Regions from separate parts of the Homo sapiens genome. Here region 2 is linked to region 1. The links are chromatin loops, found by intact Hi-C in ENCODE. Cell type or tissue: breast epithelium. All regions are shown on one strand.

Region 1 (8,000 bases):
CAAATAAACCTTCGGAGAACGTCACTAAGCTTTTCCAGAGAGAAGACCCTAGATGAAGTTGGAAAAGAGCTCTGGCTGACTCCACCCACTGTCCCCAAGCATTAAAGGTGTGGCCATGAGTTTACAGAATTACCCACATTCCAGTTGCCACTGGGATGAAAAGCTTTGTGCTCAGAGCTCTGGGAATCATGGGATCACATGGTTACTGTTTACCCCAACAGCATGCTCTGTCTAGACTGGACCTCCCAGCCCCTTGTGTTGGGAAGGCAAAGCTTTTGTGGAGTCAGGGGGGAGACTGAGAAAAAATGAATTAACCCTGTGTTGTCATCCTCATGACATTCCTGAGGATTCACCAGGTTAGAAGTGAGGACGTTTATCTTTGTGATTCATAATTTTCATTTGTGAAGGCCACAACACTCCCCTTGAAATACAGGGCAGGAAAGAGCTGAGGTTCTTGGTGGTGTCTCCCATTCCCCTGGCTAATTTCAGACAGCTGTGGTCAAGGGATTTTACTTGGGATCAACTTTTCCTTTTTTCCTTGACATTAATTTTAGAGAAGTCATCAAGTCATGTGATTTGTTTAGCACATAGGTTTATTTATGGTTTGATTTTTTTTAGGCAGTTATATTACTAGATTAAGCTTGTGAGGGAATGAAAATGTTTTTTATTTGTTATCTACACACTCGAAAAAGAGAAACCAGCTGCGGTACTGTCCCATTTTTGTCATCAGCACCAGTGTCCGTCAGGAAGGCAGGTGGTGGTGCAGAAACATGATGCCTGGCTGATTTTCGTGGCTAAAGGGGTAGGCCTTATGTTGATTGGGATGCTCCCCTACAGCCTTACAGGTAGAATAGAAGGTGAGTTCTGGAAGTGCAAAGAAGCACCATTAAGTGCATCTTCTAGAAGTTGTACAGAAGGACTAAAGCTTATCAAGTCAACAAAGAACTTACCTTGGAGGATAGAGAGAGAGAAGGGACCAATTATGAGGACTGACATCCTGGCCACTCTCCTTAAAATAAACACTGACATTTTTCTTGCTTGTTCTCTCTGTACTCAAACCTGTGGCAAATTCATCCTAGCAACGTTATTTGACGAGGGGCATGAACATTTATAGTTGAAACTGTAGAAAGGGTCAGGTTGGAGGTGTGTAATAAAAAAGAATTACCTAGGTTGCCAAAGGTAATTTAGGAAGGGTCTGATCATTTAGATGAGAGTTCTTTGGGGCTTATTTTCTGGGTAAGGCTCATCTTTAAAAACTGGCTTCAGAGGGGAGAGGGGAGAACAATGAATTGGCTCTATTTTCTCTATTGGGAATTACAGGACCATTTTGATTCTTAGAATGTAAAAAGCATATCGCTAAGTAAATCATCCTGGAGGTCCCAAGTAGCTCTATGCCTGCAATCATGGAGACACAGGCAGACAGATAAGCTTCATGGGGAAGGCATGGGGCATCCTCTGTCTTGGGATTTGTATCCATGGTGGTCTGGTCCCTGCCTTTTAATCCGTCCTCTACGCTTGGGCTTTTCTGTTACCAAACAGCACTATCCCAGGAACTATTGTCTGCCTGGGAACACTCAGTAGGGAGACACTTTGGAGACAGGAGGTGATGAACCTTTTTATGTGCAGCTGGTATGATAGAAGGAAATTGGGAAAACTTGTATGCTAGGCACTTTTGTCCAGAGCCTGCTGTCCCATGGAGAAAAAGTTTTAAGCACTGAAAAAATTTGATTAATGTATTTAAATGTATTATTTGAAGCATCATTCACTTGTTGATTTTTACAATCCCATGTCTTAAAAAGGATGAATCCATGTTATTGTATTGTAAATAATTTAGATGATTAAAATGGATTGTTTAAAAAGTTTTAGATTATAGTTTTACTTTATTTCAGTGATATGTTTTATGTTTTAATTTATATAGAAAGTATACTTTATCAGAACTAGTTATCATCTTTTTCTGTCAGTACTCTGTATTTTAGGCATTTGTGTGGGGAAGAGCCTGCATGTGGCAAAGGATTAAGAGTTAAAGTCACACAGTTAAATTGGTAGTTGGCTAGTGGATGGGCAGTTCAGTTGAATTATCTTGAATGCTTTGATCCTTAAAGGTGAGAAAGAAGTAGGATTCAAGCCACATGGATAGAGAAAATTGACAGTCAGTTTATTTTAATGCTTTTACTCATCAAGACTGGTTCATATTGAGGGGAGATATCCTCAAAAACTTACACGAATCATGGCATCTTGACATCTTACCTGGCAGTGGCCCTGCAGTAGAACCATGTCCTAATTGGAGCTGAGATTTTTTTTTTTTTTTTTTTTTTGAGACGGAGTCTTGCTCTGTTGCCTAGGCTGGAGGGCAGTGGTGCAATCTCGGCTCACTGCAACTTCCACCTCCCGGTTCAAGTGCTTTTCCTGCCTCAGCCTCCCAAGTAGCTGGGACTATAGGCACACGTCACCATTCCAGCTAATTTTTTGTATTTTTGTAGAGACAGGCTTTCACCCTGTTAACCAGGCTGGTCTCGAATTCCTGGCTTCAAGTGATCTGACCGCCTCGACCTCCCAAAGTGCTGGGATTCCTGGTGTGAGCCACCACATCTGGCCTAGAGCTGAGATCTTAAAGTCAGAATGGAAGACAAAAAACACACTTGGCTAAAATTGCCCTTAAAAAATTCCCTAAATCTCCAGCAACTGGGCCACCAAGGCGAAAGCCAGGAATCAGCTTCTTTCGTTGCCTCCTTGTTTGATACATAGGCCCAAGGTCAGGAGCAGTGACTGAGTGAGGAAAGGGCAGAGAAGGGCTTGTGGTGAGAAGGAGCCAGGCGGAGTCAGGCCAGCTGGGTGTTCCTGCAGCTTTGCCCGGGCGGGGCAGCTAGAGCAAAGCTCAGCCAGCTTGTATCCTGTCCCCTCTTCAGTACACCACAGACCACAGAACTGGGGTTCAGACAGGCTTGTGAGAAGTTGGTTTGGGGGCTTGATGGGTCTGGAAGGAAAAGTCTGGTATGCTCGATTCACAGACCCTTGGGTGCAGGCAAGTTCCTTCCCATTGTCTACACTGAGAGAGTTGATGTGAGTTCCCATGCTGTTGGGAACACTTCGATTCAGCCTGGTTTTATGGCAGTTATGAGGGAGTTTTGTTGTTATGGACAGAGTGGATAGTTGGCTCACACCCACCTGTATTAGGAGATGCTAAGGAAAGCCCTGTGCTCTGCCGTCAGAATATATATTAAGCCAGAGTAAAACAGGCCAACTGCCACCTGCAAGTGGAAAAATGAATGAAGAATGAAAGAATTGACTCCTTCAAAACAAACAGCATAGAGTCAACCCTGCTTAAAATATCCAGAACAAAGCCCACTTGTTGAGCATTTTCTCTCTGGTATCCTCACCTCTGAACACTACAGAGGGCCCCCTGGTGCTCCTAGAGGCACGTGGGTTGCTGAGGAGGTGTCTGAACCTGACACCCTTCTAATGTGGAGGGCCCTTGAGGGAGCACCCTGTGTTGAGAGGAGGAGCTGTGCAACCACACTGCCTAGTGAAGCACAGGTGAAGTGCTCTCTTGTGCTGGCCTTGAACGCACTAGTGGGGAAAGGTCTTGATGCAGCTCAGCCAGGCCAGCTCCCTTCACCTGTTGGTGTCTGCCACAGAAGGAAGGACAAGAGGACAGAGGGTATAGGGACCAGCTTTGTTGGTGTCTGAAGACTACAAAGGGATTTCTGCATTTGCCCTTTGGACGTTTTAATAGCATTCTAAAAATCCCCCTCTCTCTAGAAGATACCCCAGGGGCACTTGAGAGAATTTCTGACCCTCTCTGCACAATGCTGTGAAATTGTTTATCTCTTAAATCACATACTTTTCAGATGAAACAGGGTAGGCAACTTGGTGTAGTGGGAAGAAGAGTCGACTTTTAATTTTGCAGAAACCAAAAATAAGTTGTGCAGAAACCAGAAAAAGATCTTGTGATGTGTGGTTCGAAATCTCTGTGATAGAAACCTCCCAGGTTCCTGCTGGCCAGATGTCTGATCACCGAGGAGCTCAGGGACCTCTACGGAGCTGCAGGGGCAGTCGAGAGCTCTGTTGAAGAAATGCTTAAGCAGAGAAAAAAATAAATACCAAGCCTCTGTGAAGCCCAGAACTAAGGCCTTTAAAAGTGTTATCTTGTACAACATATTACAGTTTAAAATCACTTTTGTATTTTTTAAAACAAGAAAGTTGCACTGTTGCATCTGAAACTGCTCTTGATTCCCCGACTCCTCACCTCCAGAGAAAACACTTGTTAAAGCCACATGAATCCCTAACATAGTACTTGTATTAATGATGACTCGTAGGGCAAACTATTTATGCAGCTTTTCCCACGTGAACTCATCATAGAACTTTTTTTCCCCCTGAAAATATCATGGGCAGAGTTACATAATGAAGAGACAGGAAAGTCTTTAGAGCATCTTCCATGCCCTGATATTTTAGTCTTTTAGGAAGAGATAAAGCATTGCTTCTTCCCTATCTGTTTAATGGAAAGGGAACTGTTTCTCATGCAGCTGACAGGCAAAGACACATCTTCCTCTCCCCTTTCCACCCCTCAAGCAAAAGGCAACAAAGTCATTAGAAGCTGGGCATTAAACAACTAAAATATACTGATATTCCTAGGGGATAGTCCAAGACACACCCTTAAGCTGGATGGACAATGGCTTTTATTTTCAATAGATTTGTTTTTACTTGGATTGAACAGGCTGGCCTGTGGGTGCCACTGTTGGGGTGTGTGTGTGTGTGTGTGTGTGTACTGGTTGAGGAGTTTATAGAACTTGCAAAGCAGATCCAAGTCATGTGACAGCAGCATCCCACTACATGCTTAAGTCAAGGAAAGAAAGGTCAGGGTCATAGGGTTTATTTTACACAAGTCGGCCACTTCCCAAGAGTGGCAAAAAGAACATGGAAGGCCCTCAGTGCATCCCAAAGGTGGAGTCCCTTTTCCAAGATTTTGAGATGCTTTTGTAAATTTACATTTATAGAAGTTATTTATGTGAGTTTTTAAAATAGCTTGGGTGTGTGGCATGGCCAGTGTTTCTCCGTTCTCAGAGGCTTCCTTGGAAGCAGCTGTATCTGGGTGTATATTGCACCCTCAATTTCCCCATAGCAACATGCCAAGTACGGTTGCATTTTCCAATGTCTCTGGGCTCATGTGAGGGTTCTTTTAAGGACTAGGTTCTATGATGGCCTTTAGAGAGAAGAAAGCTTCTGTTGTCCCCAGCACTTCCCAGGGATGCGGGAAGGAAAACGCCATTAGAAGGGAAGAAAATGCATGAGCAGGTGTGTACAAATTGTATTATGGGCGGCCAGACGGGCAGAGTTCCAATCATCCTGCAAATCCCTGTGGAACCTCTGGGCCCCACCGGAGTGTCCCAGCCTCTTCTGTGTCCCCTTCTCCTCACTGTGAAAGCACTGGGCCATGGGAAGCAGTGGGCTTCCTACGTATTTTCCCTGGGAGGCCCGAGCAGCAGCCACCCTGCTCTATATAGTGCAGTCTGAGGGGCATCCAGGGAGTAGGGGCCGTGTCAGGGCTCCCTCCTCACTGGCTGCAGCAGAAGGATCCCAACCACCCAGTTTTTCAGTCAGTCCCAGGCATCATGGGCCCCCGAGGAGCATGGGCACTCAGTGCCACTTACCAAGCATACCTACTCCAGGCAGAAGGCTCACCAGAGTCCAACTAGAGAGAGCAGGTGAGGTCTCACTCTGTAAGAGTGAAAGTAAGAGTGGTTCTCACTCTTGCAAAGTCCTCTGATGTGTCCACCTGTAGCTAGCTGAAGGATGTGTGCTTGCATGTGGTGTGTTTTAAGAACAAAACATCTGCACGACAGCTACGGGCAGTTCATCAACACAGGAGATCTTGAATAATAATCAAGGATTAATTAAGTTTAAAGCGTATCACATTTTGTACCAGTGTCAGAATCTGGGGGAGGAAGAACAATTAAAAAAGAATTAGGGGTTTTTATTGGTAAATCCAAATTCATTCCTAAATCAAATGATGAAAATATTTGTCGTTGTTAATACTCTAACCCATTTAATATGTGCCTGTCTCTTCAAAACACTAGGAAGCCCTCCACTCAGGTTGAGAGAAAGAATAAGAATTTAAATAGGGAATTAAAGCCTTAAATCCAAGAAACTCTATCCTTTGAGCTCCCAAATGAGCAGCATGGGATGAACACATAATACCATCTTCTGCAAAGAACTTTCTGTTTAGATAAAGAAGGGGGCTTTGGTGCGTGGCATGGGCTTGGTGACTTCACAGTGAGCCCTCACCCAACCCCCCTATTTCCTGCCAAGAAGGATGTTTTATGTTTCTCTCTCTCTCTCTTTTTTTTTTTTTTTTTTTTAGAACTTGCTCTCTTCCTGCACCCAGGGCTTTAGGAATCAGCCCGTTGCTTCTCTGTAGCAAGCATGAGGAGCCTCTGATGATCCCAGTCTTGGGTGACTCACTGTCTCTCTGTTGTGTCTCAAGGAAGGGAGGTGCAGCAGCATCCTGGCAGTCAGTGGTGACATGCGGAGAGCCCACGGGTCCAGGCGTCCTGGTGGTATTTTGGAAGGGCCAAATCTCTGGCTTTAGCACTTTGGAAACTTGTTGATCTTCCTTGGTCTTCTACGGCTATTCATTGCTTCTGGGGAATGGTGACTTGTGAATTTTTAGCAGCCTTTTCCTATCCCCAAAACCCATTTGTATAAGATGGGTTTGCTTCTGCTGATGCAACTACGTCTCTAAAATGTCCATCTTACACTCCCTATTGCAATTGAAGATCCAATATGTAAGAGGGTGGAGGAGGAAGTGAACATTTGTGACCTTTTGATTTGATATTCTGGCCATATGTTTAAATGGGGGTATGCTTCTGATTTTAAATCCAGCCTTCCCTTGTTTGATTTCTTTTAAATGTTATCTCTCTTTCAACTGTGTTGTCTTATTTCTATTTACTGCTTTCCCCCTCTCCTCCTTCCCAAATAACCCCTCATGCCTGTTATTTGGGATGCTCTTCCCAGGCTTTTTGTTATTTTTGTTTCTAGACCTTATTGCGGGAAGAGAATCGTGATTGTTTGGTTGCCTTCTCTTCATAGCTTACTCCATTTTTGTTTTGCTTGTGGCAGTTTCTTACTTATTGGAGTTCCTGAGCCATTATGTTCACTGATTGAGAAAGATTCATAAAGGCTATTTTTATGTGTTTTTTTTTTCCTTCCCTCCTGCTTTGCCTGGAGCTCCCCATGGCTGAGAGTTTTCTCCTGTGGCCGTGGTGCTGGCTGTCACGTCAGGTGCCATGGGAGCCTGCTTTGACACACAGACCCGAGTCAGACCTTAAAAATCAGGGCAAACCATCTTGCCTTGTTCCTCTAGTCACCATCACTTTTGTACTCTGGATTTGTCCTGCCTACCTTTAATCTGTGTCTCCAGCATTTATTTTTTTGTTTGTGTCATCGGGTTCCTGGTTTTCTTTTAAGACATAGTCAACTGTGTGGACCTGTAGGTTTGGGGCAGCAACCAATTCCATTGTTTTCCTTTTTGTCAAATCCAAGAGAAAATATACCATAAGGAGCTAGAAGATTCTAGTTCACAGCCTTTTGAATCTTCATGGCCTTTGAATCCTCATGGCCTCTGAAATCTGAATCAGTTTTCTCCCAGGAGGTCTCTGGGGGCTGAGCTGCTACAGGGGCAGAGGGTGGGGTGGGGTTGGGTGGGAGAATCATCCCGGCACTTCATCGTGCATGCTATTTCGGGCAGCATCTTTTTTTTTTATTTTATTATTATTTTTTTTCCTGATGCTTGAGTTATGAATGAGGATGACCTCTGCAATCATGATGTCTCCCATAGACTCTGTTCCTTGTTCCTTTGCCAGCTTTCTCATGCATGGTCCTAACACTTCCATGATTTAATCTGCTGCAGACCATAGTCTTCAGCCACCTCAGCAATAACTTGTTAGAACATTAAAAGGAAGTAAATTGAGAACAACTTGTTGCCATCCCATTTTCATTAGAAA
Region 2 (8,000 bases), 670 kb after region 1:
GTAGGTGCTGTTGTGAGGCAAAAAGAGATAACACCTGAAAAGCACTTAGAATAGTGCCTGGCTCATGCTAGTGCTCCATATATGTTAGTTAGTATCCTAAAGCCTTTTCTCTTACCTTTGCCTGCTCCCCTGGACCTCACAGCAGCCCGTGCTTATCTCCTCATTCTTTCCCTAGTCTGTCTTCCTCTCTGGTCTCAAAGATGCTTGCCAAGGGGGCATGACCTTGTTGAAGTCATGTCTGCTCCTACCTCCATGTGCACAGAGTACACAGTCAAAGGCAAGTGAAGAATGACTGTATGCCCTTCCACAACAGCTCTGACCCCTAACCCAAAAAAAGAGGCATTGATGCTGGGGCTTTAGATGCTGAGAAGGCTGAGATGGTGGAGGGGGTGTTGACTCCATCTTGGGGTATGAGTGTGAATGAACTCATCTGAGGAGGCCACAGAGCCTCCCAGATGATGACTCTTCAAGCAGAGGCTGAGCCCTCAGTCTCTGAGCCTCTCACCCGGAGCCCTCTCACCTGCCCAACTGCTTGCCTATACACTTCTCTGACAAGAAGGCAGAATCCTGGAATTGTAAAATGTCAGAGACAATAGAGACCTCACTCAATCACTTCATACTTCATTTCACAATGAGGATCTAGGTGCAGAACGCAGTGGGGACCCTCTTTGACAGCTGCCCTGGCTTGGGGCCTTGAGATAAGCTAATCATTGACTAAGGGCCTTCTGAGACATGTCAGCCCAGGTCCCTGCCAGCAGCTCAAGAGGGAGAAAACTGTACCATTGACGCCAAGGCATTAGTCAAGCAGCCTGGCCCATTGTTGCTATAGGTGAGGTTCAAACTCAATTCAATCAGTTCTGATAACCTCCAAATTACTTTTTAACTTCCTAACGACCTGAGAACAGGGACTTCGGCTCTTCAGACAAAAGAGGGTATGGAACTTCCATATCCCCTCTGGAGTGAGCTTCCTTTGCCTATGAGCTTCCCCTTGGCAGGGAGTTGGAACTGTCCACACTCTGCTTCCCAGAATCCCTCTTTAATTGTTCAGGACCACCACAGTACTTGGCATCATCAACTCTCCTCAACCTTAGAATTCGGTCTGAAACTGGGCCAAATCCAATGAACTGAACCGTGTCCCCTAGTTTTTAATGGATGAACCATTATTTCACATTCATTCTTACCTCATTCATTAACCCACACTCATCTATTCATTCCCTCCTTCCTTGGAGAAGCCCCATCTATCCATTCACTAGATATTTATTGGGCACTTACTGGCAGAAATGTTGCTACGATCTGGGATTATAATCATGAATGAGATAGACACAGTCCCTGCTCTCTTGCAGTTTATGGTCTAATGGAGGGAGAAAGATATTAAATCACTGCCCAAAGTAATTATACACATATTTCTCATTTAATGTGCTTTGCTTTATTGCACTTCACAGATACTATGTTTTTTACAAATTGAAGGTTTGTGGCAACCCTGCATTGAGGAAAACTATTGGCACCATTTTTCCAACAGTGTGTGCTAACTTTGTGTCTCTGTGTCACATTTTGTAATTCTCACAATATTTCAAATTTTTTCATTATTATCATTACAGCTGTTATGGCGATCTGTGATATGTTAGTACTGTAATTGTTTTGGGGCACCATGAACTGGGCCCATATATGATGCAAACTTAATTGGTAAATGTTGTGTGTATTCTGACTGTTCCACTGACCAGCTGTTCTCCCCTCTTTCTATCTCTCCTTGGGCTTTCCTGTTTCCCAAGACACAGCTATTTTGAAATTAGGCCAATTAATAACCCTACAATGGCATCTAAGTGTTCAAGTGTAAGGAAGAGCTGCGCTTTAAATCACTTTAAATTTCACTTTAAATCACAAGCCAGAAATGATTAAGCTTAGTGAGGAAGGCCAAGATAGGCTGCAATCTAGGTTTGTTGCACTACACAGTTATCCAAGTTGTAAATGCAAAAGAAAAAATTTCTTGAAGGAAATTAGAAGTGCTACTCTAGTGAATACATGAATAATAAGAAAAACAGCTTTATTGCTGATATGAAGAAAGTTTTAGTGGCCTGCATAGATCAAACCAGCTACAACATTCCCTTAGCCAAAGCCTAATCCAGAGCAATGTTTTAACTCTCTTCAATTCTATGAAGGCTGAAAGTGATGAGGAAGCAGTTGGAGAAAAGTTTGAAGGTAGCATAGGTTGGTTCATTAGGTTTAAGGAAAGAAGCCATCTCTATAACATAGAAGTGCAACGTGAAGCAGCAAGTGTTGATGAAGAAGTTGCAGCAAGTTATCTAAAAGATGTAGCTAAGATAATTGATGAAGATGGCTACACTAAGCAACAGATTTTTAATGTAGATGAAACGGCCTTATATTGGAAGAAGAGACCATCTAAGGACTTTCCTAGAGCAAAGTCAATGCCCTGCTTCAAAGCCTCTAAGGGTAGGATGACTCTCTTTTTAGGAGCTAAGGTAGCTGGTGACTTTCAGTTGAAGCCAAAGCTCACGACCATTCTGAAAATCCTAGGGCCCTTCAGAATTATGCTAAATCTACTCTGCCTGTACTCTATAAGTAGCAAGGCTAGGTGTGGTGGCTCGCGCCTGCAATCCCAGCAATTTTGAAGGCTAAGGCAAGTGGATTGCTTGAGCCCAGAGCTTGGAGCCCAGCCTGGGTAACATGGTGAAACCCTGTCTCTACAAAAATTAGCCAGGTATGGTGGTGCATGCCTGTGGTCCCAGCTACTTGGGAGGCTGAGGTGGGAGGATCACCTGAGCCTGGGAGGTTGAGGCTGCAGTGAGCCAAGATCATGTCACTGTACTTCAGCCTGGACGACAGAGTGAGACCCTGTCTCAAAACAAACAAAACAAAGCCTGGATGGCAGCTCATCTGTTTGCAGCATGGTTTACTTAGGCCCACTGCTGAGACTTACTGCTCACAAAAAAGATTCTTTTCAATGTATTACTACTCATTAACAATGCACCTGAGATCTCTGAGGAAGATGTTCGAAGAGATGAATGTTGTTTTCATGCCTGCTAACACAACATCCATTCTGCAACCCATGGATCAAGGAGTAATTTCAACTTTTCAGTCTTAGTATTCAGAAATACATTTCGTAAGGCTATAGCTGCTGTAGATGGCGATTCCTCTAATGGATCTGGGCAAAGTAAATTGAAAACCTTATGGAAAGAACTCACCATTTTAGAGCCACTAAGAACAATTGTGATTCATGGGAGGAGGTTAACATATCAACATGAACAAGAGTTTGAAAGAAGTTGATTCCAACCCTCATGAATGACTTTGAGGGGTTCAAGGCTTCAGTGGAGGAAGTCGCTGCAGATGGGTGGAAATAGAGAATTAGAATTAGAAGTAGTGCCAGAGGATGTGACTGAATTGCTGCAATCGCCTGATTGAACTTGAATGGATGAGGAGTAACTTCTTACGGATGAGCTAAGAAAGTGGTTTCTTGAGATGGAAACTAATCCTGGCGAGGATGCTGGGAACACTGTTGAAATGACAATAAAGAATTTAGAATATTACATAAAGTTAGTAAAGCAGCAGTAGAGTTTGAGAGCATTGACTCCAATTTTGAAAAAAAGTTCTATTGTGGGTAAAATGCTATCAAACAGCATTCCATGCTACAGAGAAATCTTTCCTAAAAGGAAGAGTCAACTGGTGCGGCAACCTTGATTGTTGTCTTATTTTAAGAAATTGTCACAGCCACCCCAGCCCTCAGCAACCACCACCCTGATCAGTCCAGGGTGAAGACAGGAATCACTGAAGGCTCAGATGATCATTAGCATTTTTTAGCAATAAAGTTTTTTTTAAAAATTAAGGTATATATATGTATTTTAGATATAATGCTTTTGCACACTTAATGGTGTATAGTCTAAACATAATTTTTATATTCCCCGGAAACAAAATTCGTGCGACTCATTTTACTATGGAGGTTTGAAACCCAACCCGCAATATCTTCGCGGTATGGCTGTAATTGTGACAAATGCTGCAAAGAAGAGCAGAGCATGAAGGGAGGTGGCAGTCAGGAAGGCCACACTGATTGGGCCACACTGATTCAGCGGAGGCCTGGAGGACCACAAGACCCAGTCAATGTGTGTTGTGTGTGGTGGAGGTGCTAGCGGCCGAAGAGGGGTGCTGGTCAGGGGATGCAGCAGGGTGGTCCCAAGGTACCGAGAGCATATCCACCCTGGGGCCAATGAGCCCAGGGCACTCGGAGAAGGGGGAAGAATCTCCACAGGGTGCAGAACCGGCAGGCTCTGTGCGGGTTAGGACTTTGACACATCGGTGGCACTGAACCCCTCTCACGCCAGCCGGCCCAGCCACGCTTGTGTCCGGGGCCAGCCCACGGGGGCCACGCAGGGCTGCCGGATGGACAGGCAGGGAATACGGGCTCTTCCTCGGGAGGAGACTGGCTTGCCCCTGGGAAGTCAGCCCACGGGACTGCCCTCCTCTCCCTCCCGAGGGGCTGGGGACCAGCAACTCAAGCCAACACCGGGAGCGGGCGGCACGTCCCCTCCTCGCCCCTTCGGTCCGGGAACTGTCAGGGGCCGGGGCGGGGTTACGATGGTGGGCTAGGGGGCCAGGTAGGACCAAAGACACACGGAGGCGGCCTCCGGGACAGCCAGAGGGCCCGCGGGCGCTCGGGAAAGGGGCGGGTGCACTTCCGGCCCCCGAAGCCTCAGCGAGGGAGTCTCCGGGAGGCGCGGCGGGGAGTAGGCAGTGTGTTGCTGACCTCTGGCGGTCGCTCTGCGGCACTTCGCACCTTCTTTGTGCTCAGGAGCGGTGAGTGTCAGTTCGGCGGCTGAGCCCCCAGTAAGGGCGTGGTTCCGGGCCAACGGGAGGACGTGCTGATGGCGCTGCTTTCTTCCTTCCCCACCGCAGCTGTTTCCGACTCGCGCGCTGAACCCACCACTACCCCTCGGCCCACGCCCCTGGCAGTTTTCACGGCATAAGCCCGGCAAGAGCATCATTTTGGTTGTCCTGGGGGGTTTTGGGGGTTAGCTCCTTTATTGCTAACCTCATTTGCACATTCCATGGTGGGCAGGACAGTGGATTGAGTTTTTTACACTGGGCCCTAGTAGTTCCATGTTCCTGTCTGATGTCATGACTTCTCATTCTATATATGGCCCAGAATTTTGAGCAACTGGGCACTGACCTGAGGATTCTATTTATCTGCTGTGGTTCCTTTACTGGGGTTCTCCGCTGTGGGTTCTCTAGTCCGGATGCACTAGCTCTTCCCTGAGTCTTGTTTGCCCCTTTTTCTAATTCTGGATGATATTGACTGCTCCCCCAGTATGTGCCACCTCTTGCTCACTGCCTCGCCCCCAGCAGTAAGTAGTACCATTGAAATGGAAATACAGGGGAGAAATTATTTCACCCTGCCTTTAGAGCAGGTAATAATCGTTTCACTTAGGGCTTATGTATGGCTCCTTTTTGTTTCTTTCTAGCTTTCCAGGTTCCTTCTGTTTTTCCTGGAGGGGAAGGAACCCCCTCCATGGCAGCCTGGGTTCTTGACAGCCTGACTCAAGGGTCACTATGCTTACTGCTAGCCTGAATCACATATACCAGGTTGTCGTAGAACCAGTGTAGGACATAAAAGGCAAACCTGGGTTCTTGTCCCAACTTTTCCACCAATTTATGGCATGACCCAGAACATTTTGTTTTACCCTTCTGGACCTTTATTCTGATGTGTCAAAATAAGAGGTACTGAATTTGACGTACTCGCCAGCAGTGAGATGCTATTATAAAGGTATTGGGTTGTACATTCACTAATTTGCCAAGAGATAACGAGGGCATATAGTGTGAGAGGGTGGAGGGATAGGGTGGGAATTGGAATGATTGGCATTGAGCTTCTAGCCAGGGGATGGCTCTATGCTGATCATTTCCATCGCCACCAACACCATCACCATTCTTATTTTGAGAACTTACCTTGAGCTAATATTACACGAAATTCACGTATTTTGCCATCTAACCCTTATATCAACCCGGTTCAGAGATTCCGTAGAAGAACTCACAGGACTCAGAATACAGTTGTAATCATGACTAAGATTGATTACAACTGGATTGCTGGTCCCTAGCCCCTTGGGAGGGTGGGGAGGGCAGCCACGTGGGCTGAATTCCCACGGGCAAGCCAGCCTCTGCCTGAGGAAGAGCCAGAATTCTCTGCCTGTCCATCTGATGGGATACATAACCAGATCATAAGGGAAAAAGACATAGGTGGAGTCTGGAGGAATCTATGTGCAGGATTCCGAGTTCTTTCTCCCTGCCAGGAGAGATCACACAAAGCTTACTCCTCCTAGCAATGGAAACGCAGCAACATATGTGCCATGTTTCTAACTAGGGAAGCTCAAAAATTAGTCAGTGCCCAAGGTTTTTATCGGGGGACTGGTCATGTAGGCACCTTCTGCCTAGCACATACCAAAATTCCAGACTCCTAGAAGGAAAGCAGATATTCATTATAAATCATGTTTGTACAAATAGTCAAGGCATAACGAACTACTCTTATTGGTTAAGTGTTGACTGGACGCACTTTGAAAGTGAAGTTCCCAGACACTAGCCAGGGGCCTACCTTGCAAGCAGGCCTTTTTTTGGGTCTCTGACTTGCTATGTTAGTGATTTTATGCACCCAACCATATGAAGCAAAAATGCCCTCATTTTACAGAGGAGAAAATTGAGATTTCAAGGGCTGGTAACTTGTCTAGAGTTGCACAACTAGCAAGTGGTACAACCAAGAGTCTAATCACTCTGTTTACTTCAGAACTTCAGCTCTTCATCCGCTGCCATATTGCCAGTCCCAGGGCCTTCCTCAAGTCCTTTGTCTTTGTTCTTTCTGCCTGAAATGTTCTTTCCTTAGCTATTTGCATGACTGGTGATATGGTTTGGCTGTGTCCTCACCCAAATCTCATCTTGAATTGTAGCTCCCATAATTCCCACCTGTTGTAGGAGGGACCCAGTGGGAGATAATTGAATCATGGGGGCGGTTTCCCCATACTGTTCTCGTGGTAGTGAGTAATTCTCATGAGATCTGATGATTTTGTACTGGGAAACCCCTTTTGCTTGGTTCTCATTCTCTCATCTGCCACCATGTAAGACATGCCTTTCGCCTTCTGTCATGATTGTGAGGCCTCCCCAGCCACGTGGAACTGTGAGTCCATTAAACCTCTTTTTCTTTATAAATTACCCAGTCTCGGGTATGTCTTTATCAGCACTGTGAAAATGGACTAATACAACTGGTTTATTTTATTTATTCATTTTTTAAGAGATAAGATCTCACTATGTTGTCCAGGCTGGCCTCCAACTCTTGGCCTCAGGCAATCTGCCTGCCTCAGCCTCCCAAGTAGGTGGGACTACAGGGATGTGCTGTATGCCTCGCTTGGTTTCTTTCAATTATTCACTGCCTCAACTCAGATTACACCTTATAGAAAGGCCCTCCCTGACTACTCTATGTAAAGTAGTCTCTTTTTAAAGTACTTTGTATCATTAACCTATTTTAGTTTCATCAAAACATTTATAATTATGTGAAATGATCTAGTGTCTTTCTTTATTCTCTATATCAATTTTCATCCAGTCGCAGTGGCTCACACCTGAAATCTCAGCACTTTGGGAAGCTGAGGCGGGCTGATCACCTGAAGTCAGGAGGAGTTTGAGACCAGCTTGGCCAACATGGTGAAACCTGTCTCTACTGAAAATACAAAAATTAGCCGGGTGTGGTGGCGCATCCTGTAATCCCAGCTACATGGGAGGCTGAGGCAGGAGAATCACTTGAACCTGGGAGGCAGAAGTTGCAGTTAGCTGAGATCGCACCACTGCACTCCATTCTAGCCTGGGTGGCAGAGGAAAACTCTGTCTCAAAATAAAATAAAATAAAATAAAATAAAATAAAATAAAATAAAATAAAATAAAATAAAAAGAAAAAGTCAATCTTCCTCAGTGGTGTGCTGGTAAATTGGCACTGTAAGAAAAAAAAGTCTTGATTGGTA

The links. Peaks named below come from ENCODE experiments on the same cell type or tissue, not always from the same donor. Only the 100,000 strongest peaks of a DNase experiment are listed, where the experiment ranks them.
Region 2: it touches region 1 in a loop (7-fold over the local background); 1 of 110 quality-filtered maps calls a loop at or near these places.

What each region holds. Positions count from the first base shown.
Region 1 is chr3:42,210,762-42,218,761 of GRCh38, forward strand. All of the region lies in intron 14 of TRAK1 (trafficking kinesin protein 1), which reads left to right. Among named protein-coding and RNA genes, the nearest start is that of CCK, 51 kb to the right of the region's middle. RefSeq lists enhancers at 2,354-2,855, 3,812-3,921. In breast epithelium, no CTCF peak of the experiment used is centred here; no DNase peak of the experiment used is centred here.
Region 2 is chr3:42,876,403-42,884,402 of GRCh38, forward strand. No RefSeq gene overlaps it. Among named protein-coding and RNA genes, the nearest start is that of CYP8B1, 4.5 kb to the left of the region's middle. RefSeq lists an enhancer at 4,575-4,869 and a silencer at 4,908-4,957. In breast epithelium, a CTCF peak has its summit at 4,768 (motif pointing left); a DNase peak (open chromatin) is centred at 4,769; H3K4me3 peaks cover 1,189 bases; H3K27ac peaks cover 849 bases.